Regions from separate parts of the Homo sapiens genome. Here region 1 is linked to region 2. Evidence: chromatin loops called from intact Hi-C (ENCODE). Cell type or tissue: gastrocnemius medialis. All regions are shown on one strand. Links, peaks and the distances in the headings refer to the core of each region. The heading gives the core; the rest is flanking DNA.

The links. A loop is a pair of places that touch in the nucleus more often than their neighbours do. Peaks named below come from ENCODE experiments on the same cell type or tissue, not always from the same donor. Only the 100,000 strongest peaks of a DNase experiment are listed, where the experiment ranks them.
Region 1: it touches region 2 in a loop (2.1-fold over the local background); 2 of 110 quality-filtered maps call a loop at or near these places.

What each region holds. Positions count from the first base shown.
Region 1 is chr20:2,135,540-2,145,929 of GRCh38, reverse strand. It overlaps STK35 (serine/threonine kinase 35), which reads right to left. Exons shown (of 4, transcript NM_080836.4): 4 at 1-2,146. LOC124900458 (a long non-coding RNA gene) reads right to left here. Exons shown (of 2, transcript XR_007067499.1): 2 at 4,332-10,390. Among named protein-coding and RNA genes, the nearest start is that of STK35, 39 kb to the right of the region's middle. RefSeq lists an enhancer at 1-233. In gastrocnemius medialis, for the core only: no CTCF peak of the experiment used is centred there; a DNase peak (open chromatin) is centred at 5,159; H3K27ac peaks cover 4,214 bases.
Region 2 is chr20:1,940,528-1,950,917 of GRCh38, reverse strand. PDYN-AS1 (PDYN antisense RNA 1) reads right to left here and starts at 3,708. Exons shown (of 4, transcript NR_134520.1): 1 at 3,267-3,708. It overlaps SIRPA (signal regulatory protein alpha), which reads right to left. Exons shown (of 8, transcript NM_001040023.2): 8 at 10,326-10,390. RefSeq lists silencers at 1-75, 3,421-3,715 and enhancers at 2,862-3,409, 4,843-5,389, 10,228-10,390. In gastrocnemius medialis, for the core only: no CTCF peak of the experiment used is centred there; DNase peaks (open chromatin) are centred at 3,677, 4,007, 5,477, 7,057 and 4 weaker places; H3K4me3 peaks cover 858 bases; H3K27ac peaks cover 3,346 bases.

The DNA of each region.
Region 1 (10,390 bases), core at 1,149-9,148, 200 kb before region 2:
GGAGGGAAAAAAAAGAAAATAAGGGGCTCATTAGGCTGGAGCCTCACTAGGGATGTTACAGTGTGGGCTGCAGCCAGGGAGAGGGGGGTGCTGGGTTTGGGGACTGTTTTTGCCCATTTGCTCATGTACAGAGAGACAGCTGCCCCCAAGGAAAGGCAGGGTGGCGGGCGGAAAAGGAACCGTGTACTGCAATTAGGGGATGCTGCTGTTCCCACCCTCTCGGATACAACTCAGTGCACTCAGGAGGCTGCCTGAGAAGTCAGAGACAGGAGAGACAGGCAGTCACAATGGGTTTTGGCTTAGGAAGGGAAGGGCCTGGTTATCACTGTGGGATCCTGCTAACAGCAGCCAACCTTCTGCTCACAAGGAAGAAAGTTTGGTGTTGAGGGGGGTGACAGAAGGCTGAAAGAATGTGAGCAAACATATTGCTGAGCCTGGCCTGATGCACTGTTCTCTCCCAAATTCTCAGGGCCAAAGGATTGCCGCTTAGCAGGTAAAAGCCCCTGCTGCCTTGGTCACATAGAAACGGAAATGCCCGCCAACCGTCTCCCCTATCAATCCTATGCTGGTTTAGGTGAAACAGAAAACAAAAATGAACACAAAATGATTCCCTTCCCCCTCCCCAGTGGCCCTATACTATTTGGCCATAATGGGGTGAAAAGCCTTCGGAGTGGCCAGGCGCGTCCAGACAGAGGGACAACACAAGAGCATTGCCCCTTCTTGCAGGGGGAGAACAGATGGGCTCAGAGCAGCAGCCCAGGGGGAGGGAAGCTTCCCCTAGGGAGGTGCGAGAGTGTCGCTGGAGAGTGCAAGGATGGCTGCAGCAGACAGGCATGGGTGGCGGGGCTGAAGTGTCATGGCTGGGGAAGCCTGAAGGTGGCGAGCCCACAAATGGGCCCCTAACGCTGCAGGGGGTCTACCCAGTTCCACGACACCTCCCTGCTCTGGGCAGGTCCGCTGTTTTCCCATTGGATACGTCTATACTGAGGGCAGGCACCTAACAGTAAGTCTCCAGGGGTGAGGGAAATGGCGCTTGACAGTGTGTGTCACTGCATATGACACCATGGACCCCGGCACACAGGGCACGCCCTTCACTGTGAGAACACGACAACGGCAGCCAGTTCAGGACACCCTGTTATCATGGCAAAGTCACAACCAGATCTTAGGGCCTCAGGCCGTCTCTGTGACACCTGGACACTATGGGACACATCTGGGAAGATGACAATCCAGGAGGCAGTTAGGTGAGAAGCGCTGACCTCACGGCAGTGACAGATGCCTGCTGAAGACCCAGCTGTGTTCCACACAAGAGTTTGGCACAACAGTTTTTCCCAACAGAAAGGCAGGGATGGCTGCTCCACCGCCAGCAAGAGCGAGATGGTCGCCCTCCACCCTTACCTCCTAGTTCCCTGCAACACAGGGCAGAAGAGGAATGGATTCCCACCACTGCAAGTCCTGGTGTGGCCTGGGGCTCTCAATAGCTTAAACACAACAAAGCCTGGAGTTGAGACCTTCTTAGTTCTCCTGGCCAAACCCTGGCCTTCCTCTTCCAGGCGGTTCTTCACCTCTGATCATCTCCGAGGCCCAAGGGCTAGCCAGGGCCAGCCCACCAAGGAGTCCAGGAGTTCCTGCATCTGGTAGGGAGGCGTGGCCCAGAGGCCTCCTTGTGTCCTCACGCCCCGTTCCAGAAGAAACCCCCAGATTCCCTATGGGGAGGCAGGCCTTCTCTAGGGAAGTGAGGTGTCATAAGTAGAACTGAGAAAAGTATAAAGAAGGAAGACAGAGGGAAAGTGAAGGACAAAACCAAAAATAGCTCCCTAACCCCTTATAAAAAGTAAAAGTGAAATTTACACATATGCCTTGCCCACATTGAATTTCTTTAAAGAAATTGGTGCCTGTCCACAGCATTGTGTCCTGCTCTTCTGAAGTCTCAATGGTTTAAATTTAAAAAAAGGAAAGAGGAAAAAAAAAAAAGAAAAGAAAAGGAAAAAAATAAAGCAAAACTAAAAAGAAGCGGGGAAACCCAAACAAAAGCTTCACATTGCCGGATCCAGCTGTCGGGAGATCGCCAACCGGCCAGGCCACCACCTGTACCCTCTGCCGTCCTCTGGAGGAGACGTGGTGAGACTGTGGGTCCCGAGGAATCGACCTGGAAGACAGAAGGCGGGTAAGGAGGGGACATTGGTCAGCAGGCCTGGGCACCAGCCCTCAACCCAGAGGAACACTGAAGCTGTGTGTGCTGGGGGCTGTGGGGCAGAGCTCTAAAGAGATGGGGTAAATCTAGCTTCACAACCTCCCTGGTCTTATTCACACATGCTTATTTTTCAGATAGGGAAACTGAGGCTCAGGTTAAGTAACTTACCCAAGGGCACACTGACTAAGGGGCAGACACTAGCTGGGAACCCAAGCTTGCTGGCTCTAGCTGTCAAACCAATCTTGAACCCTGGCTTCCCCGTACTATTAGGAGCAAGACACCGCAGGGCCCACCCTGGATAGTCTGTCCCCACAGACCTTGCCAGCACTGCTTCCACTCATGCTTTCTTCCCCACTCTCTGTGATTAATTGTGCTGTTTGTTAGAAACGCCACAGCAACCCTCTCTAGGTTCAGTAATCCTGTTTTACAGAAGAGAAGAGTGAAGCTCAGGCCTCTGAGAATCCGAACCAGGCTACCTGCTCAGGTCTTAACATGGGCCAGAATCCCACACCCAGGGGCAGGGCTGGACTGGGCCTGCACTGTCTGCTGCAGTGCACTGTGGGGGTTAAGAACGAGGGCTCTGGAGCCAGAACGGGCAACTGAGTAAACAGGAGCTGCCCCTCGACTGTGGGGGAATTTAAGTCCTCTGTTCCCTGGTCTCATCACCTGTACCTGCGTCACAGGCTATTATGAAGATTAAATGAACGTAAAACCAAGAAGAGTGCCTGATCCTATTAGTGTTGGCTATTATTTGGAAACTGCCTTAGTGCCAGGCCTCAGGAATAAGACAAGAAGCCTGCCCTTCAGTGGCTTATTCTACTGGAGGCCTAGAATACAAGGGCCCACAGAGATTAGTCTTGGGCAGCGCCCACTCTGAGCTATCGGATCAGTGCTAAGTATAGCGCTGTCCTGGGCAGGGCGGGCCATCTAGGGCAACAGTGCTCCAGCCTCGTTGCACATGGAATCATCTAGGAGGTTTTTTGAGACAGGGTCTTGCTCTGTCACCCAGGCTGGAGTACAGTGCCTTGATCACAGCTCACTGCAACCTTGAACTCCTGTGCTCTAGTGATCCTCCCACCTCAGCCTCCTGAGTAGCTGTGACTACAGGGCACATGCCACCACGCCAGGCTAATTTTTATATTTTTAGTAGAGACGACGTTTTGTCATGTTGTCCAGGCTGGTCTTGAACTCCTGGGCTCAAGTGATCCACCTACCTTGGCCCATCTAGGAGTTTTTAAAGTGCCCGAATGACCAAAGCAGACAAGTCTTTCACTGTGCGTGCCTTTCTTTGTCAGGCAGAGCCAGCACCGTGGCTGCCATGACTTGCCACCTGTGCGGGCTGACAACACCAGCTCGTTGTCCTCAGCTCCTGGGAAGGGACCTGGCCAGTCCTCCCAAGAGGCAGCAGGATAGGACAATATTGGATAATTTACTGTCTGTTGGCCTCAGTTTCTCCCTCTGAGCACTGGGGACTCTTGGTTGAGGTCTGGGTGGAATGACTCAGGTTCCTGGCCCACAGCAGGGACAAACATACTCAATGACTCTACCCCTTCCTGGCCAACTGTCCCCAACCAGAGACTATAAACGTGTTAAATCTGAACAGGCCATGGTTCTCAGCCACGCAACCACTGAAAGTGTTTCTGGCTGGTGAGGGTGCCCCGCACACTGCTGGAGGAGGGGATAAGGCTTCTGGAAGGTAGTCTGGCACTGTTTTTAGGGCTTCAAAGGTGTTTAGATTGGTAGCTCCCTGAAATTCTACTCCTGAAAGCCAAGCTTAACAGATAAACCTAAATATGAAAAGAACTTTATGGATAAAGAAGTTCACTGAAATATAACAACTCACAAGTCCAAAAATAAGGATTAAGTAAGCAAATGATCCTTCAACGCACTGATATACTACAGAGGAAATGAGATCATTGCATGACATTTTGAAGATTATGACAAAAGCACTTCCCTGGGGTAGGTGGAAAAGGGTAGGTTACAAAGTTGTGTAGCGCACAGCATGACCATAACTATGTAAAAACACAAACCCCTCAGTGTAGGAAAATCTGACAATAAATACACCAACATGTTGTGCTTGTTGTGACTGGATTTTCCTCTTCCCTCACTTCTGATTTTTAATAATGAACACACACCAATGTTATATTTTAGTTTTTAATAGGAAAAATAGGGTACTTTAATGAACAAGAAAAGCTGGCAGCTCCAATAGAAAGGTCCAGATGTGGGGTCTTGTCTGGACTCTTCCATGCCCAGTGGACAAAGGAGAGCTTCCACACTGCCAAACGGGAGGTTAGACTATGTGACTCCCTGCTCTACTGCCCAGGGAGCGGGTGACCAAGAAAGTGGGTGTGGCTGATCTGGAAAGAAAATACAGGATTTCTCGGGCCCAGTCTTTCACTCTGCTGCTTCTGTTCCTTGGTCTGTTAATTCCCCTCAAAAAAATCCACTTGTGGGTCTTGTATCCCAGTTTTTGACTTGGAAAAAGAAAATCATCATAAACATATTCCCTGATGATTCAGCAGCCATCTCAAACTCTAGCTCTATTTAGCATGCCTATTGCTTTCTCTCCGTGCTTTCCGTAGACACAGCAGATCAACCTGAAGATGGGGGAAGAGGGTATTTAGGGTAGGCCCTCACCATCTGAGACATTAAGACCTTGTGAAATACGATGAGAAATTATACAGCCACATGTGATGTGCTAAAATAATCTTTGGGACCAGTTATGACTTTCCAGCATTCCTTTCCTCCCTCCCTGCGGACAATCTCCTGAAAAGGATGCCCATCAGCAGGAAGGTAGCATGTGGCAGCTGAAAAGCAGTGTTGGCAAGGAGGCAGGTTCAGAAACCAGAGGTTCCTTTTTACATAATAAACTAGCAGAACACAGTGTGACTACAGAAGGTCAGACCAACAGCACAGCACTCTGCAAGAACTCCTGAGACACCAGCTTGTAATGACCGCTGTAATCACTGGGTCCCATGCCAGGAAGTGAAGCTGACATTTCCCAAAGGCTCCTCCCTGCTCCCTCTAGCTCTGGCACTGGCTCTGGCCCTCCTGTTGGAAGCCTCAGAACAGCCTACAGGTCTGAGTCTGGTTCTCTCTTGTGGGCACAAAGAAGGAAAATAAGAGGGCTCTCTACTGGGGAGAGGATCTTGGCTTGGGGTTCTTTTCCCATCTGCCATCACAGAAAGAGCATTTTTCCCAGGGAGCTAACAGCACAGTAAGCTCACCGAAGGTAGTGGAGGCGCTTTCTGTAGCTATGAACAGGAATGGCTCAGACCACATGGTTCTGAGTTTAAGCACAGACCCTCCCAGGTACTTGTGGGCACAATAAAGGGTGTAGGTCTCAGCCCCAGTGGGCCCTTGGGGAGGCCTTAGGCTTGTGGTGCTTCATCCTAGCAGATGCCACATCTCAGCTCCCTGACTGCTCAGGCTGTGCCTGACTGCCTGGCTACCAGCTTCTACCGGGGCTCTTCTCATTCCTCTCTGTGGAACCCCTACCTCTGACCAGAGCCCGCTCCTTGAGGGCAAAAATCACACCTGCTAAGCATAATGAAAAGTGGTGATGTGATAAACCTGCAACTGACATCTGTAGTGCCCTTCCATGATTACTGTGAGGAGGGATTTGGCCAGTTTTCACAAGAAAACAGGCCCAGAGAAATGGAGCAACTTGCCCCACACCAGAGTTGCTGAGCAGTAGAACCAGCACTTAATCCAAAGTTTTCCAGCTTTACTACCCAAAGTCTCTGCACTATGATAGTCTTCAATCAGTGCTTCCAAAGCCGGCTCAGCAATGGTTCCAGTAGCTTGCACCTGAGATGACCTTGGGGGTGGAAGGTGTCAGTGATCTGGGAAAATGTGCTATGAATCCTTACCTTTCTCATTTCAGCTCTTGGACCAAGTTCTCTCAGTGCACCCCACCTTCTTATTTCTCTGTAACTGGCGTAACAGCAATCACTTATTGAGCAGTCTGTCTGTGCAAGTTCTAACTGTGTTATAGGCAACAACCTCGTAAAGCAACACTGCTTTCCAATCACTGTTAAAGGATCGAGTGTTTTACATCCATTGCCTCATTTCACCCCAGCAACCCTAAGAGGTAGGGGTTATCGTCCCCCTCGTCTTAGAGATGAGAAAACTGAAGCTCAGAGAGAACAGCCTCATAGACAGTAAGTGGTAGAGAAAAGGGTTTAACTCAGGGCAGTCTCACTCCAAATCCCCTGCTTTTGACATGTAACGATGCAAAATCCCTTCCTAGAGAAGACAAGAAGAGTCTTAAGTGGAGTTTAAAACCCATCTAATCCCTTCATTTATAAATAGACTCACTCAGAAAAAAGGCTCATGGAAGGCTTACGTGCCTGTGCACAGGTCTAGTGCTCGGGGGACAAAAGGGGACATGGTGCCAACCAGGCAGTGAACGGTCTTCCAGCAAGCTTCTCTGCCAGTCAGGCAGGTGTCTGGTCTGTTTAAGAAGACTGAGAAACTGAACTACTTTCATGAAGGCCATTAGCAGCTTGGAGAACAGAAGCCTGGGAGATATGAGGGGAACATGCACAGCAGGATGGGGCTGGAGACAAGGATGGCTCACGTGTTCACCTCCTTCCCCTACTCCTCAGCCTGCAGGCACAGAATACCTTGGTGATTATCCCTTACTCTAAAAGGATGGCCTTCCTACTTTATTAGTGTCAAAATGTCATTACCTTTTGCTTTCTTTTCTAAGACACAGGGTCTCACTCTGTCACCCAAGCTGGAGTACAGTGGCACAACCATAGCTCACTGCAGCATTAAATTCCTGGGCTCAACAACCCTCCTGCCTCAGCCTCCTGAGCAGCTGGGATTATAGGTACATGCCACTACACCTGGCTAGATTTAATTTTTATTTTTGTAGGGACGGGGTCTCATTATGTGGCCCAGGCTGGTCTCAAACTCCTGGCTTCGCTCATGCAATCCTCCTGCCTTGGTCTCCCAAAGTGCTGGGATTATTACAGGCATGAGCTACCATGCCTGGCCTAAAACATCATTTCTTTGATGAAATGATGATGAAAGTAAGTAGGAATGGTTTTAAAAATTGCTTCCCTCCTGGACCTGCCTCCCCAGTTTTTAAAATTGCACCATCTTAGGAAATGTGGAAGTCTGGTAACCACGAGGTTTATCGTCACTCCAGTGCTCCCTCAGGGAAGAACACAGGCTCTATGGCAGACAGTCCTGGTTCAAATGCAAGCTCTGCCATTTACTAGCTACTTCCATGATCTCCTTCTCCTAAACTAGAAAATGGGCATGGAACTCTTTCCTCTTCAGGGGCCTGCTGTGAAGAGTGAAGAATTCTTCAAGTAAATTGCCTGTCATGGCACCTGACCCAGGGTGGGGCATTCAGTAAGATCGATCTTGCTGTCATTCATGTTAATGGTCATTTTGGTTCTTAGGGTATCACAGACTGGGACTTCAAACCCAAAGCCCAATTTTCTCTTTCTATCCTGACTCTCAGATTTAGTTAATAGAAAAGAAAGTCATCCCATTGGCATACTCATAGACTAAGGTACAGTATAAACTCAAAGTGGGGTATTATTGGGTGGCTAGCCAAGAATTCACTCCTACCTAAATTCACCCGCAGTCCTGTGTAGTGGCATTATCACTGTAGCTAATGATACCTATGACATGCTAGCTGCCGTGCAAACTGAATATGCAACACCTCATTTGTCCAAAGGACCATGTAAGAATTATCCTCATTTTACAGATGAGCAAACTGAGGCTCAGGTTATTAATTTTCAGCATATCGTGCTGTGGAGCAAGCAGGCCTCACAAGTGCACAGAGGCAAAGTCATCTGTCAGGGTCACAGACGGCAGTCCTCTCCTTCCTCTAAGTGGGGTTAGTCATTCTTCACTTGTTTAATACACCAAAGCATCTGGCTTTTCACATTCAGACATCAACATGCCAGCCCTGGGGGTTCGGTGGCCCCAGCACGAATGTCTCCTCCAATCACTCAGAGGCACCAAGGCCAGGGAGTCACGCTTCCTGATGCATCATTCCTCTAAGGCTGCACTCCCAACTGTGGTGCTTAAAGTAGGGCAAAAACAGGGATGACTGTGCTGTGAACGTGCCTGTTGTCAGGGTCGAAGGAATGGGAGTACTGACAAATGGGATAACACTGTTTTCAGTCTTCGGGTATACAGAACGGGCAAAATGTTAGGAAAAAGAGGAGCAAGAGGGCAGAGATTATACAACATATACAACAGGAGCTTCGCAGTGCTCCATGACAACCCAGAAGACCACAGGTCCACGCCTTACGACATCTGAGCCCTGACCAGGAGACCAAACCAAGGCAGCTCACCCACAGGCAGATATCCAGGGGCAGGCCCCAAATGCAGAGGAGCGTGGCTTGGAGGTGGTGTTCTCTCAAGGCATGGGCTTTGGAGTAGGAAGATCCAAAATTTACATCCCAGCTGACCTTCACCAAGTCAGGGTCCCCCGAGCCTCAGTTTGCTCAGCCTAAAATGAGGAAATGTCTACTTTGCCGGGTACAAAGACCAGTGATAGTACACATAGCAGGTGGAGTGAGGTGCACAGGAGGTACTTTAATAAGCTACAACAGTGGCTGCAAATCACATCCAAAAAAACACAAAACCAAACCCATAAAACCTCACTGCAGTCACTTGCCAGGGCAAAAATTCCAGAAAAGATGCCTTGGCCTCAAGTTGATCTTCTCTTGAGGTGACAGCCTCCCTCCTGCTTTGGGTCTTCAGCTCCTGCTGATCTGGCTACCCCAACTCCCACCCCCTATCTGTCACTCAGATCGCATTCACCCTTTGGGTTCCCATCCACACGCCTTCCCCAGGAAACACTCCCAGAGGGCCCAGTCTCTATGGGAACTCTTCTGTCCCCCTGCCCAGTGAAAAGGCATGGACGACCTCAGATCCCACTAGCCTTGTCGTGTGCTCCAACCTTACCATCTTAGACCCTGAGCTTCCTGCAGGACAGAGAGAGTCTGCTGCTTTTCTTAAGCCTCTCAGGTGACCAAGCAGCAGTGCTGGGTTTTTAGGAAGAGCTCAAATACCAGGTGATAGCTAGAAACTGGGAATTAGTACATAGCAATAAAACTTCACAGAATCATTCATTCCACATGATAGGGTTTTAACATAAACACATGATTATAAAAAAATCTCTGCCTTTGGTTGAGTTCCTGCATCACTGCCAAGTGCTCTGCACACGTTCCCACTGAAAATCCCGGCAAGCCAGGTGTGGACAGTGATGCTCAGAGAGCTGGGCCACTTCTCCAAACTCCAGCAGCTGGTAAGGGACAGAGCTGGGACCGTGTCCAAGTCGGAAGCCCATGCTATTTTTCTACCATGCTACAGGGTGCTGCTCCCCTCTCTCACACCTTCAGAGCTGGGTGAGAGAAATGAGGCATGCAGGGATTACAGATTTTCCTGACATTACATAGCCTATCAGTTACACAACCAGGGGGCTCCTGTCTCGATTTCAGCTCTCTCTGCTACTATTCCCCTTACTGACTTCTCAACAGGAGGCCTTCTTTCAAGGGGAAGAAGACGGCCAACTTTGGCAAATACATCTGTTTCACGTGGAGGGGTTCCTTGAAATCCAAGTGTGGCTATTTGGAGCAGGCCCGGCCTCAGAATGTGTCCCCTGAGTCTAAGTTAGGTATGGTAAGAGGTTAATGAAAAGAGTAGACTTATGACTGGAGCACTATGGTTTAGTCTGAAAGTATGGACTTCCCAAGATGGCTTTTTTTTCTGAGATAGGGCCTTGCTCTGTCAGGCTGGAGTGCAAAGGCATGATCCTGGCTCACTGCAGCCTTGACTTCCCTGGCTTAAGTGATCCTTCCGCCTCAGTTTCCTGAGTAGGGACCACAGGTGCATGCCACTGTGCCCAGCTAATTAGTCTTATTAGTCTTGCTGTCGCCCAAGCTGGAGCGCAGCAGTGCAATCTCGGCTCACTGCAACCTCCACCTCCTGGGTTCAAGTGATTCTCCTGAGTAGCTGGGAAGACAGGCGCGCACCACCACGCCCGGCTAATTTTTGTATTTTTAGTAGAGACAGGGTTTCGCCATGTTGGCCAAGCTGGTCTTGAACTCCTGGGGTCAAGTGATCCTCCTGCCTTGGCCTCCCAAAGTGCTGGGATTACAGGTGTGAGCCACAACGCCCTGCCCAAGATCTTAAAATGCACAAAGCCTCTTTCTAGACCCAACC
Region 2 (10,390 bases), core at 1,245-9,244:
CTTTGGGTAAGTTACTGATAGTAGTCAACTTCTCCATACCTTGGTGTCCTCACACATTAAATGTATACAAAAACTCACACCTCCCTTAGAGAGCTGCGGAGAAGATCCAATGGGAATGAGCCCAGCCTGGCAGCTGACATTTCCTAAGCAGTCAATTAATAATAGTTACTAGCAGTGTCAAAGAGTTGCTATCCATTTATTTTGCTGTAAAAAAAAAGTCACTTGTTTTAAAAGACAAGATAGGCTGGGTACGGTGACTCACGCCTGTAATCCCAGCACTTTGGGACACCAAGGTGGGTGGATCACCTGAGGTCAGGAGTTCGAGACCAGCCTGGCCAACATGGCGAAACCCTGTCTCTACTAAAAATACAAAGATTAGCCAGGTGTGCTGGTGTGTGCCTGTGATCCCAGCTACTTAGGAGGCTGAGGTGGGAGAATTGCTTGATCTGGGGAGGCAGAGGTTGCTGTGAGCCAAGATCATGCCACTGGACTCCAGCCTGGGCGACAGAGTGAGACTCTGTCTCAAAAAAACAAAACAAAAACAAAAGACAAGATATTAAGAGGCAGTATGTTTCAAAATCCTCTCTTGATTAAGTAACTCACCAGGTAAGTCTTGGAAAGATAACATAAACCACCTTCAAAAGCATCTCCAAATGCCAAAGTGAAAATCAGATACCGCGTACAAGAGAGCTACGAATCTCTGAAATCTTAGCGATTCTTCCCCCAAATAAATGGAACAGAGAAGCGCTAAGTAATGGGAAAATAACAAAATTCTGCTTCAGCACTGTTACAGATGCAGTGACTGCTGATTAAAAGAAAATACTTCCTTTAAAAAGGCCACTTATGAAAAGGAAACTCTGGTAGCAAAAGCTGGCATGGAATGGGGGTCAGGCAGCAGGTGGTGGCCACAACCAGGGGGCATTGATCACATGTGAGATGGGGAAGGCCAGTGGGCCTCCAGGAGGGCTGAAGGGCAGAGGACCCAGAGGACAGTGGCTCCCTTCCTTCCCGCTGCTCAGAGAGTGGTGGGGAGAAGGGTTTCCTGTAACCTCAGGGCCTGTTTTCACTGCTTGTTTTCATGGCCATTCAATGCTCTGGCTTGTTTTCAGGCCTGAAGAGGGAAAAAAAAATAAAAGTCAATTCCTTGTATTTGGAAGAATAGGGGTAAACTGGCCCTCTTCAGGGTGTTGGAAGCCTCTCTCTGCCTCCTGCTGGAAAAAGAGGCCCCTGGGCAGTCTTTTTAGCCACTTAGCCTGGTTCTGAGGTTTTCTTCTTAACAACTTATAATTCCAGATTGCAGCAAGAAATACAAATGCATTGGAGACCGGGTCTGTGCCAGAGGTGGAGGGGTTGGGCAGAGTGTTCCCAGGAGCACAGCAGGAGGAGAAAGTTCCAGGGTAGAAACTGGAACTCCTGCATGTTGGACACAAGTGGAATGGAGGCAATGTGGCCATCTGGATATGATTAAAAAAAAAAAAAGTTCACCCCTTTGATCCAAGCATCTCATATCTGGGGCTATCTATGCAATAATGTTTAAGACAAAATTGTTTGCAAGTAGGGAAAAAATAGAAACAGTCCAGCTCTCCATCAATAGGGAATTCATTAATTAAATTATTATGTTGACATCTGTCAGTGGCAACTTGTTTCTTTTTTTCCTTCAACTCTGTCTTCCCCATCAGCTGGTCCCGTGGGCTCTGCCACTGAGGCATGTTCCAGGCTGGAGGCTGCATCCCTAGTCCCTGCCACCATCGCCTCTTGCCCGTGCCTCTGAATCCTGTAGCCTGACAAACTTCCTGGTTCCTCCATTGGTGCCTCTCCAATCTGTTCCTACACAGCTGCAGGACCCCCGGGTTCAGGGACTTCACATGTCTCTCAGGCTAAAATCCACAGGCGCTGTCTCACTGGGCCCTGGCCTGACTCTCCAACCTGGTTTCAAAAATGCTCATTCTTTACCTCCAGTTGAATCACACTTGAGCTTAGTGCAGCCTCCCAGCCTTTGCCCTGGCTGCTTCCTCTGCCTGGACTGCTCCATTCTCCTTCCTTCTCTTCCTTCCGGTGGCAGTAAAATGCCATATCCCTGGGGACTTCACGCACTGTCTGTAAATTGTTTTCCCTCTCCCAACCAGCGTCTCTCTAACACTTTGTCCATCTTTTCTTTTTACTTTTTTCTTTTTTCTTTTTTTTTTTTTGTTTTTTGAGACAGAGTCTCACTCTGTCACCCAGGCTGGAGTGTGGTGGTGAGATCTCGGCTCACTGCAAACTCTGCCTCCCAGATTTAAATAATCCTGGTGCCTCAGCCTCCAGAATAGATGGGATTACAGGCATGCACCACCACATAGAGCATTTTTGTTTTGTTTTGTTTTTTTGTATTTTTAGTACAGATGGATTTTCTCTACTAAAACCCTAGGCTGGTCTTGAATGCCTGGCCTCAAATGATCTGCCCGCCTCGGCCTCCCAAAGTCCTAGGATTTCAGGCATGAGCCACAGAGCCTGGCCCCATCTTATTTTCTTCATAGCACTCAGTATAAGGTGAAATGCTCTCAACTATTTATTCATGCATTTGTCAATTATCCCTCCCATGAGAACTCAGAGCAAGGACTGAGTGTGTTGTATGCCCTTGCCTGGTGTACAGGAGCTGCCCGCTCTACACATGTTTGGTGAATGAATGAATGAATGAATGAATGAATACAAGAATGTTATGAAGCTGCTTGAAAGAATGAGGTAGACCTGTATGTCTTACTTGGAAAGGTGCCTTAAATGTATACATGTAAATCCACTTATGAAAAACCAGAAATTAATCAAGTCTATGGAATTAGAAGAGTGACTAGTTTTTGAGGGCTCACTATCATCTGGGCACAGTTTTAACCACTTTTACATTTATTGTCTTGTCTCATTTGGTCCTCACAGTAACCTTCTGGGATAGGTACAGTTTTTGGCACCATTCTACAGAGGAGGACGCTGACACAGAGAGGTTAAGAAACTTGCTTAAGGTCACGCAGTCAGGAAATGGGGGAGCCAGGAAATGAATGTATAGGGTCTGACCTCTGAAAGAACATTCACTAAATGGTGTAGAGTGTTTATTTCGGGATGGACAGGGGCTGAGGTGAGATTCTGGAGGCCGTGGGGTATTAGGGGAGAGGTCCAGACGCCAATTCTATTCCTGCAGTACTGTGTGATCTTGGGCAAGTCATCTGCTTCTCTGTGCTTACCTGGGAACCAGAGGCGATGGTGCAGGGCTACCGAGAGAAGTAAATAGGATAACGTACCCACAGCGCCCAGCTCGAGGCCCTCCATCAGCCGACGATGGGAATGTTTGGTGGAGTAAGTCTGCCCTTCAAGGCCTGAAAGCCCCGTCCCGGTTCCCTGCGCCAGGGCCGCACAGGGGTGGGGAGAGGGCCGCAGGGCCTGGTTGCTTGGCTTGAGGCAGGGTCCTCCCTCAGGGCCTCGGCTCTCCCAGCTGTCGGCCGCGCTGCAGCTTCCCCTGCTCTGGACCGCGACTGCCTGGGCTGGGCGGCCGCACCACGGAATGCGCAGGGGTCATTTTTGGAAGAGCTCAGCTCCAGGCGCAAGGTGCCAAGAGCAGGGCGGATGACTTCAAAGGGCCTTTGCAGCACGTCCTGAAAGATGAGCCCTTGCAGCTCTCCCTGCCCCCGCAGAACACACAGCTTGAAAGGGAAATCGAGCTCGGAGCAGGTGGCTCAGGAATTTGGTGCACGCTGGGGAGGCAGCTCATTTGGGCACAAATACGCGAGGAGGGCGTGGCCTCCTTACACTCCCGGTTAGTATTGCGCGTTTGGGTCCGGGGTAAGCTCGCCTTCTGAGCTTTCATCGCTGGCCGCATTTCGCATTTATTTTTCTGTTTATTTCATGATCCCTTTCTTCCCCGACGAGGGCCTGGGATTTGTCTGTTGCTCTCTGTGTCTACAGTTCGACCTGCAGCGGAGGATGAGTAAATGTTTCCCTAGTGAATGAATGCGTTTTCCTCTTCCACCGGTTTCATCACGTTGGAAAGGCACCGGGGTTTAATCCTGCCTCTAGTAATAACCAGTTGGGTAATCTTGGACTTCGCTGTTCAGCTATAGGCTTAAAATCTGCCTCCATTTGAACCCAGGCCCTGCCTCTTACTAGCTGCGTCACTTTAGAAAGTTGCCAAACTTCTCTGTGTTTCAATTTCCTCATTTGGGCAACGGGGTACTGAGTGCCTATGTCACAGATTGGAGTGAGGGATAAAGGGCTTAACACATACGAAGCGCGACTAGGACGGCACATAGTAAGGTCTAGATAAATATTAACTCGTATTATTTTATTATTATTTTAAAATCAACTTTATTAAAGTATTAACTTACAAACAATAAAATGCACTCATTTTAAAGTATACAGTTTGATGAGTTTTGACTGATATGTACACCCATGTAAGCACCACCTCAATCAAGATAAGCATTTCCAGGTCCCCGAAAGTTCCCTTTGTCCCTTTTAGTCAAGTGCTTCCCTCGCCCTAGCACCTGACTGATGAGTTTTGCCGGTTCTCGAACTTTCCATGAGTCTGGGAATGGTGGTTCACGCCTCTAATCCCAGCACTTTGGGAGACTGAAGCAGGAGGATCACTTGAGCCCAGGAATTTGAGACCAGCCTGGGCAACGTAGGGAGACCCAGTCTCTACAAAAATTTTTTTAAAAAATTAGCTGGGCTGGTTGGCATGCACCTGTAGTTCCAGCTACTTGCAGGCTGAGGCAGGAAGATCACTTGAGCCCAGGAGTTTGAGACCAGCCTGGGCCACATAGGGAAACCCTGTCTCTACAAAAAAAATTTAAAAAAAATTAACCAGGCATAATGCATTGCACTAACACTTATTCCACACTCAAGAAACGCTCTCTCCTACCTCCTCTCCCTTCTTCCCGTTAAAGGGGTCCTTCCAAGGGTATCGGGAGGCAGGAATCTAAAGGTCAAGGGCACTGTGGAGTTGATGGGGGAGAAACCACTGTGTTTATAAAGCAGGTTGTTATTTTTTCATTCTTTGCCTTGTGTCCTTTCCCCTACTTCCCTCTTTTGAGGATAATTAAAATGCAAGCTGGCACTCCCTTGGAGGAGACAGCTGAAGATTTAATTGCCCCAAGAAAAATTTTCCAGCAAAAGGTCCTGTGGTAATGGCAGCTCTCGGCCGGGCTGCCCGAGTGCCTTTGCATCTGGCACAAAACATTAGCGATAATGCATTAATCTGCATGTGCACAGGGTCCATTTACTGGCATGGGGGGGAGCCATGGCAGAATCAAGCCGACAGCCTTAGTCAGGCTGCAGCCTTCTTGCCATTAAACTCTCACCCGGCCTCATTCTGGAGACAGGTCTGTGGCCCAGATCCATGCGACCGGCTGCCGCACCAGCTGACCTTGCCCAGAGAGGGCCTGCGGGGGCAGAAGGCCCAGGTTGGTGGGAACGGCACCTTCTACCATGAGGGCTTGGCCTGTTGTCATTGAAGCAGAGCCAGGAGGACAAGTCTGTTGAGAGGCTGAGCCCCGCCAGCTCCCAAAGTTGAGCCATTGACCAGCCACGCTAGGGTTGTGCAATTTGAGAGTAGACAAATTTTTGCAATCTTTTATCCTGTTTTCTAAGTATAGCCCCAGTTTCTCTAGAAGAGGAACCAAAGGCTCAGACAAAGGTCATTGGCTCCTTGCCTGTTGGGGATCATGCGTCATTTTTTTAAAAAAGTGATTGCCCTGAACCCAGGATCATGATGAAAGGCAGAGAAACTCAGTGGGAAAAGTCAGATGTACTGAGGTTTGCTTCTAGTTCCAAACCTGCCAGCCAGGGACTCTCAGTTCTCCTAAAATGCCAAGCAGACTCCGACTTTTATGCTCTTCCTTCTCCCCCTTTGCTCTCTTCCCTCCCTCTCCCCCTTCCTTTCTTCCTTCCCACCCATCCACCCATCCGTGCTCTCCTGCATCAATCCAGCCATCCATTCAGCCTCCCTTCTTCCATCCATCTATCCTCTCATCCTCCTTCTCATCACTCCGTCCATCCTCCCATCCCTCTAATATTTGCTGGGTGCCTCCTATGGGCTTAGCATAGGAGTTACACTGATGAGTGAATCAACACCCTCCTTGCCCTGAGGCAGCAACTGGGGCAGTAGAGGAGAGGATGGTAATCATGTAATCACAGTGCCAATGTATAATTACAAATTGAGATGAGGGCTACAAAGAAGGGCTGGACATGGTTACTATGGAAGTGTTTGACAAGGGAACTTAGCCCAGCCTCTGGATTGGAGGACAAGCAGGAAAGATCCAGGGAGTGTTGCAGGCAGAGGGAGTAGCTCATGCCGGGGTCCTGTGGTTCATTTTAGAAACTGGCAGGAGGCTGGTGTTGCCAGTGCAGGGAGTGATGGAGAGAGTGGTGTGAATCGGGCTGCAGAGCTCAGTAGGGGCCAGTGCACACAGGGACGGCTGGCCTCTGCCAGGCACTGGCTCCTTGGAACTCCTTTGCACTGGCTCTTTTGCACTTACCTGGCTTCTTGTTACTTATTTTTTAGATCTCAGTTCAGGGATTTCCTCTTCAAGAAGTCTTTTTCTGCCCTGTGCAGGCTGAATGAAGCCAGTATACTTTCCTTTAATAAGACAAAGTATCTCAAATTTGGAAATAAGGCAAAAGAAGGCAGTGCTTCATCTCGTTGCCATACTGGGGCACGGTTTAAAAGCCCCACTGAAGGATTAGTTAGTTCTGTAGAAGAATATACCTGAGTTTGTCTTTCCTATTTGATTAAGGCCCAGATTGGGGCTAATTTGTAGACTTTTGTCTGGTGGGTGCAAATGGCTTCTGTCTGGCAGAAAAAAAATATCTCCAAAGATATGGCCTTATTGCCTTGTGGGACATTAACCGGATTGATCTCTAACTTGAAAATGTTATTCTCACCTTCCTTTTTCAAAGCCTCTAAGTGCCCATTTACTCTTGGAACCAGCTCTTGCCCCACTGCTGGCTCACTCATTAGTGTGTTAATTCTGCACTTGTACGTCATGTTTGTCACGCCCTTCTCAGCAGCGCTCATCCCTGCACTGGGATTGCCAGTGGCTCTGGTTCCCTCATATATGAGCTCATATGGGTGTGGTCCATTTTTTGTCCACATTGTGTCCTCAGAACTTTGCACAGGGCCAGGTTCCAGTAGGAGCTTGAGAAATAATTACTAGTTGAAAGATCTTGAACTTATTACCTCTCCACCTCTCTGAGCCTCAATTTTCTTCCCTGTGAAATTGACATTCCATTTGTAAAGAATGTGAAGGTTCCATGAAGTAAAGAATTCGAGTGTCCAGAGTCCAGCGTGGCACATGGTAGGCTTTAGTCTCCCTTATCCTAGGGGCTGAATCCCAAAGGTAGAGCGTGAAGTTCTGGTTTGGGAGCTCATGTCTGGTCAAGAGGACACCAAGTCACTGGAGGAATGACTCATGGTGGGGCTAGGGAAGTCAAAGGAGTTGCTATATAGTATTTCTTGGGAGAGGAAAATCAACCTGGCCAAGGAGTCCAGCAGGGGCTGGGGAGGAGCAGGAAATGTTCTTAAACAGGTCAGGTGGTGGTATAAGGCAGAGGACTCCGAAAACCAAGCTGGGGTGTTGCACCCCATACCCGAAAGGTTGGTAAGAGAGACCTATCTCAGGCTAATGAGAAAGAGAGGGACTTGATAAAATTATTCGTCAGAAGACCCACCATTGCAGCGATGCTCTAATAACCTGGCCTGATATGTGAGTGTGTGGGTGTGAATGTGTGTGTGTTTCTGTGCATATGTCGACTGCTGTCTGCACCACACTGCTGCAAAGAGTCTTAAATCTACTTTCTCATCGAACTCTCGCAAGAACCCCCGGAGGTGAAGGCTGCTACTATCCCTGTTTCACAGGTGACAAAGCAGAGGCCCAGTGGTGAATCTCTTTGCCCAAGGTCACAGGGCAAGGACTCTGGGGTGCAGTTGTATCCGATTCCAATGGGTGGAGGAGGAGGAAAAGTGATGGAAGGAATCTCAGGAGATGAAGTGATAACAGATAATGGCTTATGCTTGTAGCCATCCTTAATCTTTGTGCTGTTTAGCATCTTTCACTGTTTTCTGTGCTGTTTTGATCACGGGGATGTTCATCTTTCCAATGAACTCAGCGACACTCCTTGGGCCCCTCACTGGGGCCAGGCCCTGGGCTGGGTTCAGCTACCGAAGATAAGGTGTTGACACTAACTTTAAAAAATAGATTGGCCGGGGGTGGGGAGGGGCAGGCATCAAAGGTTGAGGGGGACAGGGCTGGGCATCTATCTTTTAAAAAATTCAAGGCATAACTTATATACAGGGAAATGCACCCATCTTAAATGTGCAGCTGGAAAGGTTTTTACATATGCAACCTCCCAGATAACCACGACTCAGGAAGACGTAGAGCATGTGCCACCCCAGGCTTCTCCTGGTCCTCCCTCCAAGGGCAGCCACTCTTCTGATCTCTGTTGCCAAGGTTTTGCCTGTTTTTGAACATCAGGAGCACGTCTTCTTAAAAAGCATCTTCAATGTCATAATCTTGTATTCAGAAAAGAAACCAAGAGCCTGGTCAGGCACAGTGAAGAGGGTGGTGAAGCGGGGTGGTGTCGGGGATCCCAGCAGTGGCAGGCTCAAGGGTGCCTCGGCTGGCTGGTGAGCAGCCAGGCAGCCATATCACCCTGATGTTCTGACACTTTGGTGGTGAGATGTGGTGTTTCTGGCTACTGACAGTGTCCAGTGTATCCTGAACATTATCTATGCCCCCCACTTTCTCACTATCAGCCCCAGCCCCCATCATATGCCCATTCAGTGCTGGACTAGACCATACCCACAGTGGCGTCACTTCCCGGATGGCGACCTTGGAGCAAAATGCTTAATCTCTCTGTGTTTCCATTTCTTTATTAAGTGGGGGATAATCATAGTACCTAACTCATAGGTTTGTTAAGAGAATAAAGTGAATTAATTTTAATAAATACTTGTCCAGAGTTTAGGAGAGTGTCTAATATGTAGTATGTGTTTATGCCAAAATTAAATAAACCTTCGTCAAAACTTGGCTGTTGGAAATGTGCTAGAAGACACATGGGCTTTTACAGTTGGGCATTCAAATCTTGGGGTTGGGGGCCAGTGGAGATTTTCCTGATTATCACGTAAAATGGGCAGGGGCTTCAGGTGGAAGGCAGAGGACTCTGGCCTGGTCCTCATGGAGGAAGGGAGTCTTAGCATTCTCCTTTGCACCAGGAGGAACCCCAAGGAGGTGTCCGATAAATGCCAAATGCTTGACTGATTTCCTGGAGGGCTGGAAAAGGGCCACTTAGCTCCCATCAACTTTCATTTCGCCTGCCAGCCTCCAGCCCTGGAGATTTGGCCGTGGAGAAGCAAGGCCCAGGTGCTGCATGAAATACACCCACCAAGTCTCCTTGTCTGGACACGCAGTCCATCATCCCCCACCTTCCCAGAGAATGGAAGGCATTTCCCCACCCACTCGGCCTGGATTCATGCCTTGAACACCCCATTCCTGCAAGCAGTGCACATATTTCATGGGTTGCTCCCGGAGGGAGGCGGAGAGCTGAACTCAGGCCACGGGCCAGGAAACTGCTGAGCTGTCTGTTACAGCCAAGGTCCTGGCCTGAGAGGAGGGTGACCTCTCTGAGCCCCGCAGAAGGCTCCTTGGTTCAGGTGGTCTCTGATCACATGGACCAGGCCAAGGGTGTAGGGATGATCCCCAGTGGGCTTGTGGATCTGAGTTCAAGTCTCAACTTGACTAAAGACTCTGCGTGAGATTGGTCATGTCACATGCACTTCCAGAACCTCATCTTTCCTTCTTTGCAAAATGGGCACAACCACAGCGATCTGATAGTCATGAGAATTAAATGAGGCAGTAAGTACAGTGTGGGGGAGAAGAGTCAGATTCCCTGGCTTCAAACTGCTCTGCCATGGGACATTGGAGAAATGACTTCTCCGTGTCTCAGTTTCCTTATCTGCAAAGCACAGAGAACAAGAGTTCCTCCCTCATGTAGCTGGGAGAAGGAAATGAGTTCTAACTGTGAAGCACGCGGCAGCACACTTGGCATAGCTGTTATTAGCTATCATGGTGGTTAATTTTGCAGTCAGTGGTCCATACATGACGTATTGATTATTAACCCAGTGGCTAAGCATCAGGCACTACAGTTATCCAGTTGGAACTGGAGGCTCAGTAACATCACTCATTAGCTGTGTGAACCTGTGTAAGTTGCACCCTCTCTCTGTGTCATCTACAGTCAGTAACATAATTGCCCTTGAGTCACAAGGTTTAAGAATTCATCAAGGTAAAGCGTTGACACATAGTAACCACTAAATATTAACATATTTATGCCTTAACTTTATTACATAATTAGCACTAATATCATTAATGATCTAATGGAG